Linked DNA regions of Mus musculus: region 2 is linked to region 1. A link is a loop called in an ENCODE intact Hi-C map of the cell type or tissue named here. Cell type or tissue: heart. All regions are shown on one strand.

Evidence for each region. Hi-C counts contacts between places; a loop is a spot of excess contacts. Peaks named below come from ENCODE experiments on the same cell type or tissue, not always from the same donor. Only the 100,000 strongest peaks of a DNase experiment are listed, where the experiment ranks them.
Region 2: it touches region 1 in a loop (4-fold over the local background); 3 of 42 quality-filtered maps call a loop at or near these places.

What each region holds. Positions count from the first base shown.
Region 1 is chr7:36,068,764-36,076,763 of GRCm38, reverse strand. It overlaps Gm38991 (a long non-coding RNA gene), which reads right to left and starts at 509. Exons shown (of 6, transcript XR_881969.1): 1 at 461-509. In heart, a CTCF peak has its summit at 4,808; no DNase peak of the experiment used is centred here; H3K4me3 peaks cover 1,008 bases; H3K27ac peaks cover 976 bases; H3K27me3 peaks cover 799 bases.
Region 2 is chr7:36,706,466-36,714,465 of GRCm38, reverse strand. The region is part of intron 1 of Tshz3 (teashirt zinc finger family member 3); the gene reads right to left. Among named protein-coding and RNA genes, the nearest start is that of Gm36722, 12 kb to the right of the region's middle. In heart, CTCF peaks have their summits at 2,504 (motif pointing right) and 4,994; DNase peaks (open chromatin) are centred at 5,055 and 6,270; H3K4me3 peaks cover 867 bases; H3K27ac peaks cover 1,789 bases.

The sequences.
Region 1 (8,000 bases):
CTTCCACTCCTTGCTCTTAATGAAGGTCCACAAAGACTGAAACTGTCCCTCTAACACCCTCACCCCCTTCTCCCTCACCCTCCTCCCTCAGTACCCCCCACCTCTCACCCCCATAACCCACCGCCAACAAGAATCTTTGTCTTTGAGAGGGTAAAGGCCTTCTACCCACCTGGATGTCACTACCCCCAAGCCCCCAACCCCCCACCCCCACACACACACACACACACAAGCACGCACACACAAAGAGGCCTGGCAGGCTTTTCCTGTAACCCTCAAGCTCCAGGGGTGACCTAGCAAAGTGATGGATTTCAGAGAAAGTCAGGCACTCCCCACTCTTTGCAAATTCCTACTCTCCCTTCCAAGTTTCCCACCAGCAGCACGGCTGTAAAAATTCAGTCCTTGAGAGACAAACATTTCATGAGAATGGGCTGTGAGAGGGGAGGGGGGAAAGCCATCTCACCTCTCTCTATCAGGACACAGATGTAAGCGGCTCTATCCACAAAATACAAGGACCAGGGAGGGGGAGGGGAAAGGGAGGGAGCCGCGGGTGGGGCGGGGCTCGGCGCTGGGGAGCACAGGGCCTTTTCTACACTGGCTTCTTTTCGAAAATAGTACCAAGAAAGCCGGTGCAAGGAATTACTGGAGATCTCAGCACCACAATCAAGCAAATCTGACGTTGAGGGGATGAGAGCGCCTGGAAGAGGCACTGATGAGGGGAGAGGTGGGAAGGACAGGGTAGCTGGCTCAGAAAATAAATTGCGTCACAGAGTGAACAAGATGAGGCTCTCAAAATTGAAGGCCAGAGAGCCCTGAAGCATGGGGAACTGCAGTTCACTCCCCGCACACGAAGAGACAACACACACACACACACACACACACACACACACACACACACACACACCTCAGTTCCCAGAGCAGTTTCTGGGCAAAGCAACACTACATCTAAGTGCAGAGCTTCCTAACTTCTCTCTAAAGTGATCCGAGGTGCCCCAACCAAAGCGCGCAGATCTCACATTTGCAGCCTCTCTCTCCAAGGAAATCATCCCCAGATCTGGACCAGGATTTTCCTCTCCCTATTAAAGAAAAATCACCAGCATTTCACAAATAAAGGCACTCACCGTGTGAAAAATTATCTTTTAAAATGGAGTTAATTTGCATATAAGGCACGGGAGATTTATGGCGAGCAGCCCCGTCCAGTACCACATCTGCCTAGCATCAGCCGTAATTTAGATTGTTTGTGACTGATCTTAAATTCTAAAGCTGAGCGAAGATGAAGTGTTCTGCCGCTGTATTATTGTCAGGAGTCTAAGACTTACCAGAGATTTATTATTAATCTTATCACAAACACGTCTCAACTTTTTTACTTTTAATATGTACACCAAACCAAGCTCTTTGGAGGAATTTTCCTCTCTGCAATTATGGGCCTCAGTGCTAGCATGCGAACGCCGGGCTGATTTCCTTCCCAAAATAAGGCGACCGATCACTAGGCCACAGCAGCCCCGGTACATTTTTTCTCTGCTACTTAATAATCAATGTATTCATCATTAAAATCTGAGCCCTGAAGCGATGGTTTTTAGCATATTCTAATGACTAGCGACTTGCAAATTGCCGTGACCTTTCATGTATATTCTGTAAGCACCTTGTTCTAATGTGTACTGTATTTATAGTTTGCCAATACAAACTAGCCAAAGATTGGATAATTACTGTAATCTATTAGCTTGATTGCTTTTCCCTGCTCATTTATAGCAGGTGCCACGCAGGCCATTTTCAAAAGCTGGCCTATCTTTCATCTCCCACGAGCTCAGAAACTGGAGTCTACTCTGTCTTTACACACACACACACACACACACACACACACACACACACTTCATTCTCTCTCTCTCTCTCTCTCTCTCTCTCTCTCTCTCTCTCTCTCTCTCAGAGAAGTCTGGACACCAAGCCATCTCAGCTCAAGGAGGTTTAGTAAGTAAAACATCTTTCCTGTTAGTATCAAGACGTTGTTTGTGACTGATAAAAGCCACCGTTCTGACAATGTAAGCTTTCACTGAGGAATGTCACAGGGAGTCCCATTTTCTACCCACACCTCTGACCTCCAGATACCATTTAATATGATCTGCTTGGTTCTTCACTTAAAGAGAGAAAAAAAAAATCTAGGCTCTTCCCCTTAAACACCAAATACTACACACACACACACACACACATTTTGAGATAAGCAAATGTTTAAAGCAAAACATTGAGCATTAAACTTTTTTCTTCCTCTCTTTTCCATTTCGTTAAAGTGCATGGCTTTGACGGGGAACTGATAAGACCCAAATGTGAAAGGCTCGGCTCAGGTGGCCCCTGACCCTCGGTGACGGTCTACTTCAGGCAGTTATGGATAGATAACATTACAGACACTGGTAATTAAAACAACACTAATTTTGTCTCCGTGGCCATGCTCTGTGGCGAGGGACCATCCATCACGGCCTGTACGCATCACCCAAGAAGACAGTTGTCTGTGGCTATTGTGCCCGGTCAGTGGTTTTACAGACCCCCCCCCCCAGCCCCACCCCATCCCAGGTACCTGAATGGGGAGGCACCACTATGTTGTTGCTTTGATAAGGCATTTATTTCCAATGTTTAGTCAAAACATATTGCAGTGTTTCCAACACATGCAGTCATAGGATGGAGAAGAAAACCTTGCTGATTTTTTTTTCTCTTTTAGACAAACAATAACAACCAAAAAAAAAAAAAAAAAAAAAAAAAGACACTCTGGTTCTGACTGGAGAAAGAAAGGGAGAATCTCGGGCACGGAAACACTCGCCCTCACTGTAAAACAGAAGCACTGAGTAGAAAGTGCAGCATTAAAACGGACAGCACACAGCGTCTCCTTTAAGACCGCGTGGATGTCGGACTGTGCAGGAGCCGGCCCTTTTGCGTGCATCTATTTGTTCGATTTATGGACATTTGATTTCACTCCACCTTTTATTGTAAGACCTGCAGTTACCTTAAGAGTGATAGCGAGTCAGTTGGCTTTGTGTTTGGTTAATGAAAACAGAAAACGCAGAGAGCTGGTCTGTAGGCCCTTGCAGGAAATTAGGGGCGGCGGAGATGCAAGCTACCTGGCTCGGTTCTGTTGTAATAAAGTAAAAGGAAATTGTAATGGTGCGTTTCAAGGGATCTTTAACAACTGACACAAACAAGAAAAGAAGCAGACAGGACCATTTAACTTCAAACTCTGCTGAGGAGCGCCAAAGTGTGGGCTGCCTACAGCAAGCCCCTTGCTGCTGTGTGGCCGGCCTTATTTGCCTGAGACCCTCCAGGCACCCCAAGCTGCATTTTTTTATCAAGTGTCTAAAAGGTGGGAGCTGGCGAATCCTTTTCTCCGCTCACTGGCGATCACAGCTCTTTCTCCCCTTTCTCTGCAGACACACGTGGAGTCTCAAGTATTAGCTGGAATAGCCCCTAATTGCTCTCTCAGGGAAAGTACGGTGCACGTAGGTATGACACAGATGTAGCTTCGACTATACGCAGGCAAGAGCGCTACATCAAAGCTATTTGCAAAGTGACATACCTGGTTATTAAAAAGTACATTTTTATTAGAGTCCCTGGAATTTGCATTCGTCCACGAGCCAAATGTATGTTTTCTTCCTTTCTTTTTTAAATGCAGCCATGGACTGTTAGGGTAACAGCCCATTCCTGACACCTACAAAGAAACCACACCTAAATATTTTCCCAGCCAGTTTAATAATTCTGAGTGTATCCATCGCTGCAAGTAGCCCCAGTCGTTTCTATGAGTTAATATTAGCTCATCTCTTCTGCTGGGTGCTGTGAAGAAGAAGAAAAAAGACCCGGACAATGTGAGTTTATCTGGTCCTGACTATGACTCTGCTCCTTATTCTACTGAAACAAATGGCAAAGGAAAACTTGCCGACTTTTGGCAAACTACAAAGGTTAACTCTATTCTCCTTGAGGAAGCGGATGCTAAGTGCTGTCTGTCCATACATTTTAAAGATTTAGAAGCGCCTGTTAGCACTCTTGGGTGAGCGAAAGCAGGAGCGTCCGTCTGAGGTGTGTGTGCAGAAGATCTATCTGGGTTCCTTCTATCTCTGCTACTGTTGAATCCTAATATTAATCACAGTAGGAAACAAGGTTATTTTTCAATGAGATTGAAAAGAAAAATCAAAGCTTTACTTGATGTCATCTTTCCTGGGTCCTTTAATGCAAAGTGGCAGGGTATGATGGCACTATGATTACTGAGTTTACAGGAAGAAAAAGACACCAACCCAGGGACAGCCAGAAATACAAATACGTGCCCCTCCTGATACCAGCACAACTCCTGACCCCACCCTAGGATTCCCAAAGGCCGTCTGAAGCTAAGGGAAAGTAAACTCAGGTGGATTCAAAAGGAACCAGAAGATCTAGCTGCGAAGTTGCCCCCTCCGCCCACTTCTCCCGACCCCCGAATTGTTCTGGACTGCACAGGCGGGCAGGGGAAGAAGGGCTGAGAAAGTTGGAGGTCTGACAACCTCAGAAGCAATCAAGAGTGTGTCCCTGCACCCCCGGGGACCCATGGCAGCCGCTCCCATAGCATCTTTTCAACTTTCTATAACTCATCTGCATGAATTTACTTTTTTGCCTTAAGAGGTTGTTGGAATGCGTGTTAAAACACACAGAGCGATTTCATCTCCATAGCATCACTAAAGAAATATTATATTAGTATAAAGTTGCGGGGGGGGGGTGTTGGAGGAAAAAGAAAGAAAAAGAGAAAGTCAGCTCTGCAGCGAGGCAGGCGGCAAAGCGCTGCTCAAAAGCGCCACCCAAAGGCGGGAGAATGTAAATGCAAGCCAGGAACCGCGGTTGGCTTGCTTGCATTTTTTTCTTTTTTCTTTTTTCTCTTATTTCTTCTTCTTCTTTTATTTCTTTTTCAATTTCAGAATGAAAAAAATGACAGCGCCACGCAACTTGACGGAGGCTTTTGATTGAATTGACTGATTGCTCCAGCTGCACCTGCGGAAAATTGATGACAATGCTGTCTAAACCATTCATTAAGGTCTGGAACTTCGCGCAGATGAATGCGGGATTCATATATTTGCTAGACGTGTGTTGGGAATAATATGACGAAGCACTGTTTCCAAATGAACATTTCTTTAACCTAATTTTATCGAAATCATGCAACGGAATGAAAGCACGTTCATGCCTGAACTCTGTCAAAGCAACTGCAACTAGGCACTCTCTCTCTCTCTCTCTCTCTCTCTCTCTCTCTCACTCGCTCTTCTTTTTGTCTTTTCAAAACATTTAGGTGGAATCTTTTCTTTGAAATATCTCTACTGCTCTGCCTTGAATTATTTGTTATGAAAATGCTTTTATTCTATTTTATTTTAGTCATTCAAAGTGTTATTCCCCACCAAATGAAGGGAAAGTATTTGAGGCTTCTTTTCCAAGCTCCAAATTTGCTAAATTGTATACAAGTAGAAAATAGTTTTGTTTTTTTTTTTAAGAAAAAGAAAACTAATAATACCACCCTCCTCTTAGACACCTCGGGAGGAATCATTTCGCACCAACTGGCCGTGCCTTCCCTTCGTAGAGAATTAGACTGCCTGCAGGCTTGGAAGGGAAATGAAATCCTTTTAAAATATTGACTGTTCTGGTCAAAACGGTGTGAATGGTATCTATACACCTTTTATGTAAGAGCCCCGACTCACTCTTGATTTTAATGTATCAAAGCACAATCAATATTGAATGAAGCTTTCGCTGCATGTCCAGAATAAAGGGGGGTAGGGGTGGCTGTAGAGAAAGGTGGCTGAGACGGAGATAAAATGTGGCTTTTATACCTGGCTTGGCTTGCTACAACTGAGAAGACGCTGTGTTTGAATCTATCTTCCAAGCAGCTAGCCTGCTGGAGGTGTGAATTGTTAGGGAGGAGTTTAAAAAAGAGAGAGAGAGAACCTTATTCTTAAGAACCAAAAATGCTGTACAAATAGATGTTACTTCTCCAACAAGGGCTCTATGCCTAGAACTTGCCTCCTTTCCCCCCCAAAAAAAAACCCTCAAAATGAATATTTATTAACTTAAGAACCTGGCGCAGGTCTGTCCACAGATCCCGATCTGCCAAAGCGCTTCTAGCTCTCTTCCCTGGCATTTAAGAAAAAAAAAAATCTATTTTTATCCATCCTCTTGCGTTTAGGTTTTCTACCAGGAAGGTAATTTCTGATGAGGCAACTTGGATTTTTCCCCCCTTGTTTTATTCCTAAAGAAACTCTGCCAGTTCTTAAGGCAATTGCATTCACCCCAAACCTGGATGGAGAGAAACTGCAGGTGTGTGCACAAGAATAACAAGCCTGGCGTTCGCCAGGCCCCTCTTGCTGCTCTCTCGGTTATGTGCAGCAGGAAGATTCACTCCAGACAGATCTGAACAAGGCTCTTTAAGGAGATTGCGGCCAGCCGTACAGACAGAAGATGACCAAGTAAATATGAGAATCCTTCCAGGCAGAACAATCTGGGGCCGCTTTTCATTGTCATGCTTCATTTGCTAGTGAGGAAAATGGGTAAACCCAGTGGTTGGAGCTCAGAGCAGTAAGCAAACATTCTAGCATTTCCAAAAATGCCCTAACTCTCTGGCATGTCTTGAAAAAAAAAAAAAAAAAAAAAAACCTCAAGCCCCAACTCAGCCCTAGCATTTTAGAATACAACGTTTGCTTTGAAATCGGGGCCACATGTTAGGAACCAGGCCCCAGTTTGAGCTGTGGTCATTGTTATTGTTTGTCTATTATACACTGTGCATGGGACCCAGGAATTTGGGAGTGCTCTCTAAGCAAGCACTCTATCCCTGGCCTAGTCTGCAGCCCTAAAGCAAGTACCTGGTTTGTTTTAGAAGGCTCGTAAAAGCACTGATGTCAAATAACCTCTGACAGAGTAATGAGTAGCCTCTCCCTTAAGAGATGCCAGAACTTTGTCAGAGTATCTGTGTAAGCGAGTGTGGGAGAGGCAGTTGGGGTAAGATGTAAATAAAAATACATTTCCGTTAATACGGGACAAGAAAATCCAGGAGCTCTAAATGACACTGGCTGCAGAGTAACTTAGGTATCAGACCTTGAGGTGTTGGGGAACAAATGTTCGTACGGGAAGCAGAAGACAAAGCAGAGATGGTGTAGACCTGAGCTTCCAATGACATGCCCGGTCTATCTTGTGCCTGGCTCTCCCAGCTTTAGTCTCATCTCCTAGAGGCTCTGATGGGATTCAGGGGGAACACAGGGAGGGTGGCCCAAGTGTACCCCACCTCCAACTGGCCTACAATGTGCACACCAGCCTCACCTGTGTAATTATCTAAAGCCATGGTCCTTAGCAGAGAGAGAAAGAGAGAGAGAGAGAGAGAGAGAGAGAGAGAGAGAGAGAGCCTCCACCTTTCTCTTGATAGTAAGAGGGACTTCACTAAGAATCACATCACCCCATCCTGCACAGCCGTCATTTCCTCTGTTGGATTCTGAGTTCTCAGCTCTGTTCTTGGGGTACCTTTACAGCCCTAAGCCTGCCACCCAAAGCTTCTCATTCAGAGAATCTTTTCATTACCTGGTCCTGTTCATCCCCCAGGGGGGCATCAAAGCTGACCTCCTCCAAACCTTCTGTGGTCTGAATGAAGACCCTTTCACGGATTCTGCTCTAAGACAGCCTTTGTCCCCACCAATGCTCTCAATGCCCAATTAGTATTTATTTCCCCTTAAGCGCAATGAACAGACTCTGGGACTGTCATATGGATTCCAGCAGCAGTCGGGACAGCTTGGATTAGATGCTCTTCTGAAGCCACTCACACGCCACCAAACGCTTGCCAGCTGTGGCCTTCACAACAGTCCCTTCAAGTTCAGGGCACCACACGGTTCAGTCCCAGCTAAAAACCCAAGTTCAGGTACCGTGTGCTCCGGTAAGGCTGCCTCACGGTGGGTGTAGAAAGAGTAGTGTGTGCATCCCATCTCAGGTTCACCATACACAGACAGTACTCAGCCACAGGGGAGGAAATGGCTGAG
Region 2 (8,000 bases), 640 kb before region 1:
CTTAAAAATGGCCCTGCCAACCACCTCAGCCAGGTTCTCAGCCGAACACTAATAAGTGCTTGTTTGTTGAACTGAAAAATCATTACCACAGAACACGTCAAGTAATGAAAGATGTTTTCCTCGGAGAAATGTTAAATACTTCACTTCTTTCACAAGGAATGAGTACACGTGTTTCCAGATAATACTCCCCTCCCTCCCCACCCACGCTCTCCGCCAGAGTCTGGGGCTCCAGGATCCACGGAGAGCAAGCTCACGGCCTGGCTCTCAGGAGTGAGAGCACAGCCGTTATTTTATTTATTTTCCTCCGCCCAGCTGACTCCACACTTGTTCTCTTACTTGTTCACCTAAGTATCCCAGTAGGAGCCTCTGTCACGTAACAAGAGTCTTGGCTTGCTTTTACTATTTTATATAGAAAAGCCAGGGAAACTAACACCACCGCAGCCTCTTCTCCTAGGCCGTCTTAGCATTCCCTAACTAATATATACGAAAGAGTCATTTCACTACAGGCCCAGAGCAAACACAAAGGCAGGAAACAAAATGTCAGAGAACCCCAGTGCCTGAGGAAGGCTGCTAGGAAGCCCACCTTCTCCTGACAGACACGTGAATCTCTGCTTCCTTCAAACACTCTTCCTTGGCAGATGAGCGTGTGGACATAAGTGTTTCACAATGGCTACACTTAAAGGAGAGCCAATCTAGTTAGTTTGTCCTCCTTACTCTCTCCTGTTAAGACTTCAGGCTGAGCCTGCTTTGAGTCTGTGGCAGCTGAGATACAAAAAATCCAAAATGACTTCCAGGCAGTCAGGGAGGTACCGGTTACTTAGATAAGACACCATGTCTGCTACTTTCAGGGAGTGTAGATTTTGGGGAGTGGGGAGTCAGCGAGTCCGGGGTTTTTCAGCCATACATTCTGACTTGGTAGCTGGTGTATGCGTAGCCTATAATACTAAGTGCTCCTCCAGAGGCTGAGACAGGAGGATTTGGAGTTTCAAAGGCCAACCCAAGCTATATGGTGAAAGAAAGACCAGCCTAGGCTAATTCTAATTTCATGGACAACAGGATAGGAACAGGATCCAATAACAATAACCAAATCATAGCGGTGGCTCTGTCCTGCCAAGTCTCTTGGAGATACAGGAATCCTTGTATCATAAGCCAGGATGGGGGACTGGGAAATCCCTACCAAACTTCACATGGGACCAGGTCCTCTCCTAAGAAGCAACTGTGTGTTCCACATCCCTGCGCCCTTCTCTCCTTTAGTGAGTCACTTCAACTGCCACCAGGGGTCACCAGGGGGAGCAGGGGCAAGAAACCCAAAGAAGAGACAAAAAAAAAAAAAAGCCTAAATTTCTCAGAACCTGGACTTTACCCCTCACACCCCCGGTTTTACTTCCTTCTTTAAAATAAAGCAGATCTCTCTCTAATTTCACTAGCATTAAAGGTTGAGGATCTTTGTATGTCAATTCCTAAATGCCCCATCTATATAGCAAGGGGAACTTTCAATGCTAGGCCTTCCCCATGAAACTCCAGGTTTTGGAATGACTTTGCTTGACATTAGGCGAAGTGTCTTATCAGCATTTATTAGACAAGGGGAAACGACAAAATGACAAATCTTAAGAATCCCTCAGCCAAGCAGGCAATGATGGTGCACACCTTTAATCCCAGCACTCGGGAGGCAGAGGCAGGTGAATCTCTGAGTTCTGAGTTCGAGTCCAGCCTGGTCTACAAAGAGAATTCTAGAACAGCCACTGCTACAGCAAGGGGGAAAAAAAATCCCTGAGCGAAGACGGTGTATACTGCAGAAGACCTGACTGTGGTTCCCAGCAAGCACTTGCATCTAAGAGATTCGTGCCCAACTGTAACCCCAGTTCCAAGGAATCAGACACCCTCTTCTGACCTCTACAGTCACCTGTACTCACACACACATGCCCACCCGAGACACACAAGCCTAAAACTAAATGAACTCCCCCTCCCCCCACACACACACACCTCTGGACTACCTCCAAACAGCTGTATATCCTGGGAAAAGAAGCACCTCTCACCTGCTATGGCCACCAAAGAAACTGCTCATACCCCAGCAAGGCACCCGCGGACTTTCCAGCACAGCCAAGTCTGTGCTAGTGTGTCATGAGCGAGGACTGCTCCAGAAGACCCTGAAGGTGAAAGACAACTGGTATGTGGTCAGAAAACTATAGGTCTTTGGCAGTTTCCCAGAATCACCTGAGAGCCCAGGAACCCACCAAGGAGATGCTGACTCAAAAGCATTAGAGTCCCTTGTAGTCAAAATCTTGAGGTCAAGCTCTGACTAGGAACACCCTCCAGCCACCTGAACAAGTGAGTCCCCTCTGGGGCCCCCAGCGGCTGAGGCTTATCTGAGTCTTTCTCTTTCACCAAAAGGCCAGGTCTGTATCTTCCAAAGTTGGGCTTCCAAGTGCATCATAGGAGAGGGTGTACTGTCCTGTCCTTGGGACTCACATCCACAGATTCCCAGTGCTTGTCCAAGCATGGTGCTCCAGATGGGGGCGCTACTGCTCTGATCTGGTGTGTCCTGAACACAACTGTTTCAGTGTATTAAAAAAGAAAAAAAAAAAAAAAAAAGAAGTTGCTTTCTTTTTTTTTTCTCATGAATCCTAATAGTCAAGCCTTTCTGTGTTCTGCTAATTTTAGAAGTCCTGCTATTCTTTGGGAGGAGAGTGGTGTGAAAATCAAGCAGAGTACCCAAAAATAAAAGAGTAGATCTGTTTCGGGGATTGCAGCATGCTTAACTGGAAGGCAGCTCGGGATCTGCCACTTTCTATCTTGTCTTTAATACATTTTCCCAATTCCTCTGGAATATTTTAGCCTCAGAGAGAACAGGAATTAACTTCCTAGTCTATGAATATATCTTTGAGGAAACACGGACACTCAAAATGATCTCTAGACCCTGTCTGGAGTAGTAGTAGTAGTAGTAGTTGTTGTTGTTGTTGTTGTTGTTGTTGTTGTTGTTGTTGTTCTTCTTCTTCTTCTTCTTCTTCTTCTTCTTCTTCTTCTTCTTCTTCTTCTTCTTCTACTTCTTCTTCTTCTTCTTCTTCTTCATCTTCTCCTCCTCCTCTTCCTCCTCCTCCTCCCCCTCCTCCTTCTCTTTCTTCTTCCTTTTTAAACAGGATGCTGCAGGCCCCCTGCCGAATGGGAGCCTCCAAAGTGTTCCTTTGAAAATGTTATGGCATGTTCTGGGCACACAAGTGAAGGGACGGGAACCTTGCACTGGGGACAGTTTGTAGTGTGCCCTTCAATCTTCCCACTTTGACTTTTATAAAATCAACCCTACTTTAAAGAATTGGGTTCTCTCAGAGTTACCAGAAAGACAGAAAGGCAACTAACTATGCCCCAGCTGGCTGGGTCCCACTGTGGTCACGTGGTGGGCCGGCAGCACAGGAAACATAAGCACACAGGCTACCTGCAGACTCCAGCCCACACCTCCTTACCAAGCGGGGACACCAGAGATTTGTAACAGAAAGTTAGACTCTGTGTCAAGCCCTTCATGCAAACAATAAATATTACTTCTGCTCATAACTGGACTTTTCTCCAGCATCGTCTTTGAATGTTGAACCTTTTTCAATTAATTAAAAGCCATGCACTGCAGAGTGCATATTTTATCAGCCCTCAGCTGCTTAAGTGTCTAGAAAAGACCAGGCCGTTTTTCTTTCTTTCTTTCTTTCTCTTTTTTTTTTCCAGGCAAACCAGAGCAAGTACTTGCAAGGGTCATATCTTTTTAATTATCTTTTCTCTCTTTGATTAATTATTCCGTCTGACAATAGCGTGTTTCTAATGCTATTCACCTGCCTTTGATGATTGACAACTTTTCTGTCTGATTCAGAGCAAACAGCTGCTGCCACAATCTCCTAGCAACCCGGGTGTGATGGATGAGCCCCCAAGATGGATGGTTGCAATAAATCATGTCTCCAGCCATAAAACTGAGAAAAGGGGATAAGAAGAAAAGCGAACAAAAAACAAAACAAGATTTCTTCCCATGAGTGCACTCCGTTCCTTACCAATTATACCTGAACCGGACTTTATACCTATCAGCAGCAAAGTTTTCCTAATCAGAAAAAAAAAAAATGGGAAGGCAGCATTTTGTATCAAAGGTGTTTACAATTCTTTCTGCAAATCAGTACTTGTACTCTTAATTACCTCCGACACTGCCCGGTGCAAGGGCAGGCGATCAAAGTTTTGCCTTCTTCCGGGAAGTCTCAGCAAGCAGCGACAGCAGCAGCTGGACTAGCCTGATGTGGTACCAGGCACCAACAAAAGATGGATCTGATTCTACCCGGTTTGAGGCAACCGCTGGGCAAGCCCCGGAGTGGACCCTAAGCCATGGCCGTGGGCAGAGCAAAGTGTCTGAGTGCTAATAAAGTTATTTCAAATCACACACACAGGCACGTACACAGGCACACACGAGCACACATACACGTGTACAAACACACACACACACACACACACACACACACACACACACACACACACACACACACAAATGCCTGTTACCTAGCACACAGCCAGAGTCCCAATTCTTTCAGCTTCCAATACTTTTCACGTGTGCAGGGAGTTTCTTCCCAGCATTCTCTAGGCACATACATTCTACCCTTCCACAAGTTCTAGATTCTTAATTTTATAGTTGAAAAAAGAAAATCTCCATCTAACTTTCTGTCCCATCATTCTTAAAAATGAATGGCCACACTGTAAGTCACACAAGAAACCTTCTATCTCATCAGCAACCCAAATAAAGTTGCATACTGAATATGAACACTGCTCCTGACAATGAAGTCTGCACTATATTTTGCAGTTTAGGAGGCTGGAGCAGGGAGGCCCACAGCTTCTCTTTTCCTTTTTCCATCAGGGAGCCAGGCACCAAGGGCTCCAACGCAGAATAGTATGTATACAGGCCATCAGGTTGCCACAGCCTCCCTCCAGACAGCTGGGGGCTCTGGTGGCAAGCCAGCCTGCGTCCCTAAGTACTTCCAGTAGGTGGGGGTGTCCCAGTGCACAGAGCTTGAGGGTGCAAAAGCAGCAGAAATGATTAACTGGCAGGGCCTGCAAACAGCTGTCCACATCAGTCCTGGTGGGGGTCTGTGGGGGCCCAGCTGCAGAGAACAGAGTGCAGACACAAAGAAAAAGAGGCTGCTGGGAGCAGAGGCAGGGAGCCACAAAGCATCATTTTTTATCTAAAATATTCTTGAGACATACAAGTGTTTTTCTACTTCACTCTCACACTGCTAACCAAGCCAACCAGTATTTTTTTTAAGTTATATTATGCTATTTTTTAAGTTATATTGTGCTAAAGCTTTTTCAATACAGATTTTAAAAAAAAAGAAGCATGACAGAGTTTGTTATTTTTTTTTTTTAAATCAAACAAGGGTTCTGGCTTCAGCAACTACGGCTCTGTTTATATTTTAATGTTTGGTACGTGACTGCCTCTATGAGGGAAGAAAGGCAGAGAGAGGGGAGAGAGGGAGAAGGAGAGAGAGGCAGTTAGTTAGTTCCTTGCTTGTTAGCTTTAGTGCCAATCACAGACACTTCTTTTTCCCCCATGTCCTTGAAATTTTTTCAAAATGAAAACTTCACCCCTCCCGGCCTTCATGTTTTGGGAGGTCCTCTATTATAAGTACAAGGTGGGGGGGGGGATTCCTATCTATTCAGCAGCAATGAGAGCCCAAGGCCAATCGATGAAACACACCACACACACACACACACACACACACACACACACACACGCCCACAGCCAGCCCCGGCTGGTCCAACTCTCAAGTTACAGGTTTACTCGGCAAGTCTAAATAATATTCAAAATGATAAATGGCACCCCTAGCCCAGCATCTACCATCAATCTTTTTTTAAGGAACATCCATCTTCAATAACGTACGTTTGAATCATGTGAAGCCAGGAGCCCCGAGACTCATTTATCCCACCCCTCACACGCGGGGCCTTGCTTGAATGATACCTGTCAACTGCCTTCCTTACTCTGGACTAAAGGGAAGAAAAAGAAGTAGGGAGAGGAGAGAGAAGGGGACACAGGAAGGACAGGGACGGACGTCATGCATCAGAAGAGAAGCAGTGTGGCTCGGCAGATCATAGAAAGGGATACAGCATCTTTGGTGCCGCAGCCAATCTCGTACCCCCGTGCCACGCCACACACCCCAAAGAAGACAGCCATCTACAGGGCAAGCTGCAGCCTCCCATCTCCCTGCCTCTCCTCTCTCCTCCCTCTGCCTCTCTCACCAAATCAGCAGAGCTTCGTGAGCAAGCCACACTGTACTGGAGGAGGAGGGGACAACCGGGCTTCCCTCCCCTCGCTGTTGTCTGGCCAGGGCCCATATGATAAATGACATATGTCATTCTGTCAGGGGGAAAGGGTGGGTCAGTGATGTATGAGTCCGCTGAAAAGGAAATCGACTGTTTGGCATGGCGAGGCTCTTCTCCACCAGGATTTAGTTTCAGAACTCTGAAATGAATTCTCCGACGTTTCAAGTGCATACTTAGGGCAGGCTGCCGGGAGGCCTGGGGAAATCGCACTTTATCCTCCCCCTGTCCTTCTGATGGTGGAAGCTCGCACACGCATACACACACACACACACACACACACACACACACACACACTTATGCACACCCTAAACCAATCCCACCACCAGATACCTGGGAAAGCCTGTGTGCATGTCAGTGCCCCCAGCAGGCACACGCTGGGGGTTATTAAAAAATACAATTAGAAAAAAAAATTTTTAAAAATAATAAAAGAATTGAACTGGAGGGCAGGAAGGTTAGTCCTTTTATTTATTTATTTTTTTAATGGCAAAGGGCTGACACAAAAGCAAGATAAAAATTAGCATGTTTGAAGTAATCGGCCCGCAGCTTGACATCTGCATAGTAAATTTTAAAGGAAAAAAATGTGTCAGACAGCCGTGCGCCGATGCGCCCTCCCCCCTTTCATTAGCTCACTGCCAGGGTGGTACCGCTCAACCTCATTACGGCGGGAGGATTTATGGAGCTGAACCCAATGGCAAAGAAAAGGCATCTGTCAATAATTGTAGGAAGCTGCACTCACAGCTTTGAAATCTCATTAAGTATGCAGTTATCAGGCATAAAGATCAAAAACATTACTCAACTCCGACAGAATCTTATGGGGGAACATTAATTAGCAACAGGCCTACAGTACAAAAAGAGAGAGAGAGAGAGAGAGAGAGAGAGAGAGAGAGAGAGAGAGAAGGAGAGGGGGGAGACTTCCTCTCACACCTGCCCAAACCCACAAACCTAAACCAACGCTCCCCCTCCCGGGCGACAAAAAATAATTCCTGGCATCTGAGACTGATCAAGAACATGAAACACACACACACACACACACACACACACACACAGAGAGAGAGAGAGAGAGAGAGAGAGAGAGAGAGAGAGAGAGAGAGAAAGGGGGACAGGGAGAGGAAGGGTGGGTGGGTGGTGGGCGGGCGGGCAGCAAGAGAGAAGAGGGGGAGGCAGTGGCTGGCGCGACTGGTTGAGAAAGGCCTGGCTGGCGGTGAGGACAGAAAAGGAAGGAGCTGTCAAACTTGAGGAGGATGTCAGCGCCCGCCCTGATTACAGGGGCCTATGCAGTTCACAGACCTTTTATCATTCCACACATCAAAACCAGCCTGAGAGTCGGAGTCTGAGGACGGAGGCTACAGGTCTGCAGCCCAGGCTAGGCCCAGACCCAGGCCTATGCTGACCACCTGTGCAAGACCTGCTCTCCCTGGGTTTAGGTCTGCAGCCCGGCACTAAAGTCAACAAGGAGCCCTGGACACAAGGTGGGGCATCTCTGCTCCCTTTACACAGCTCTTGGCCTTCCTAGGCGACACTGAAATCCCTTCTCACGCATGCACCTTTGCTTGTTTTTGTGTGTGACCACTCAAGACACACGAAGGACAGCCATGGGGACACAGGCCTGTCATCCTAGCATGCAAGGAGCTTCAGGAAGCAGGGGGTTGGCGGGGGGGGGACTGTAAATT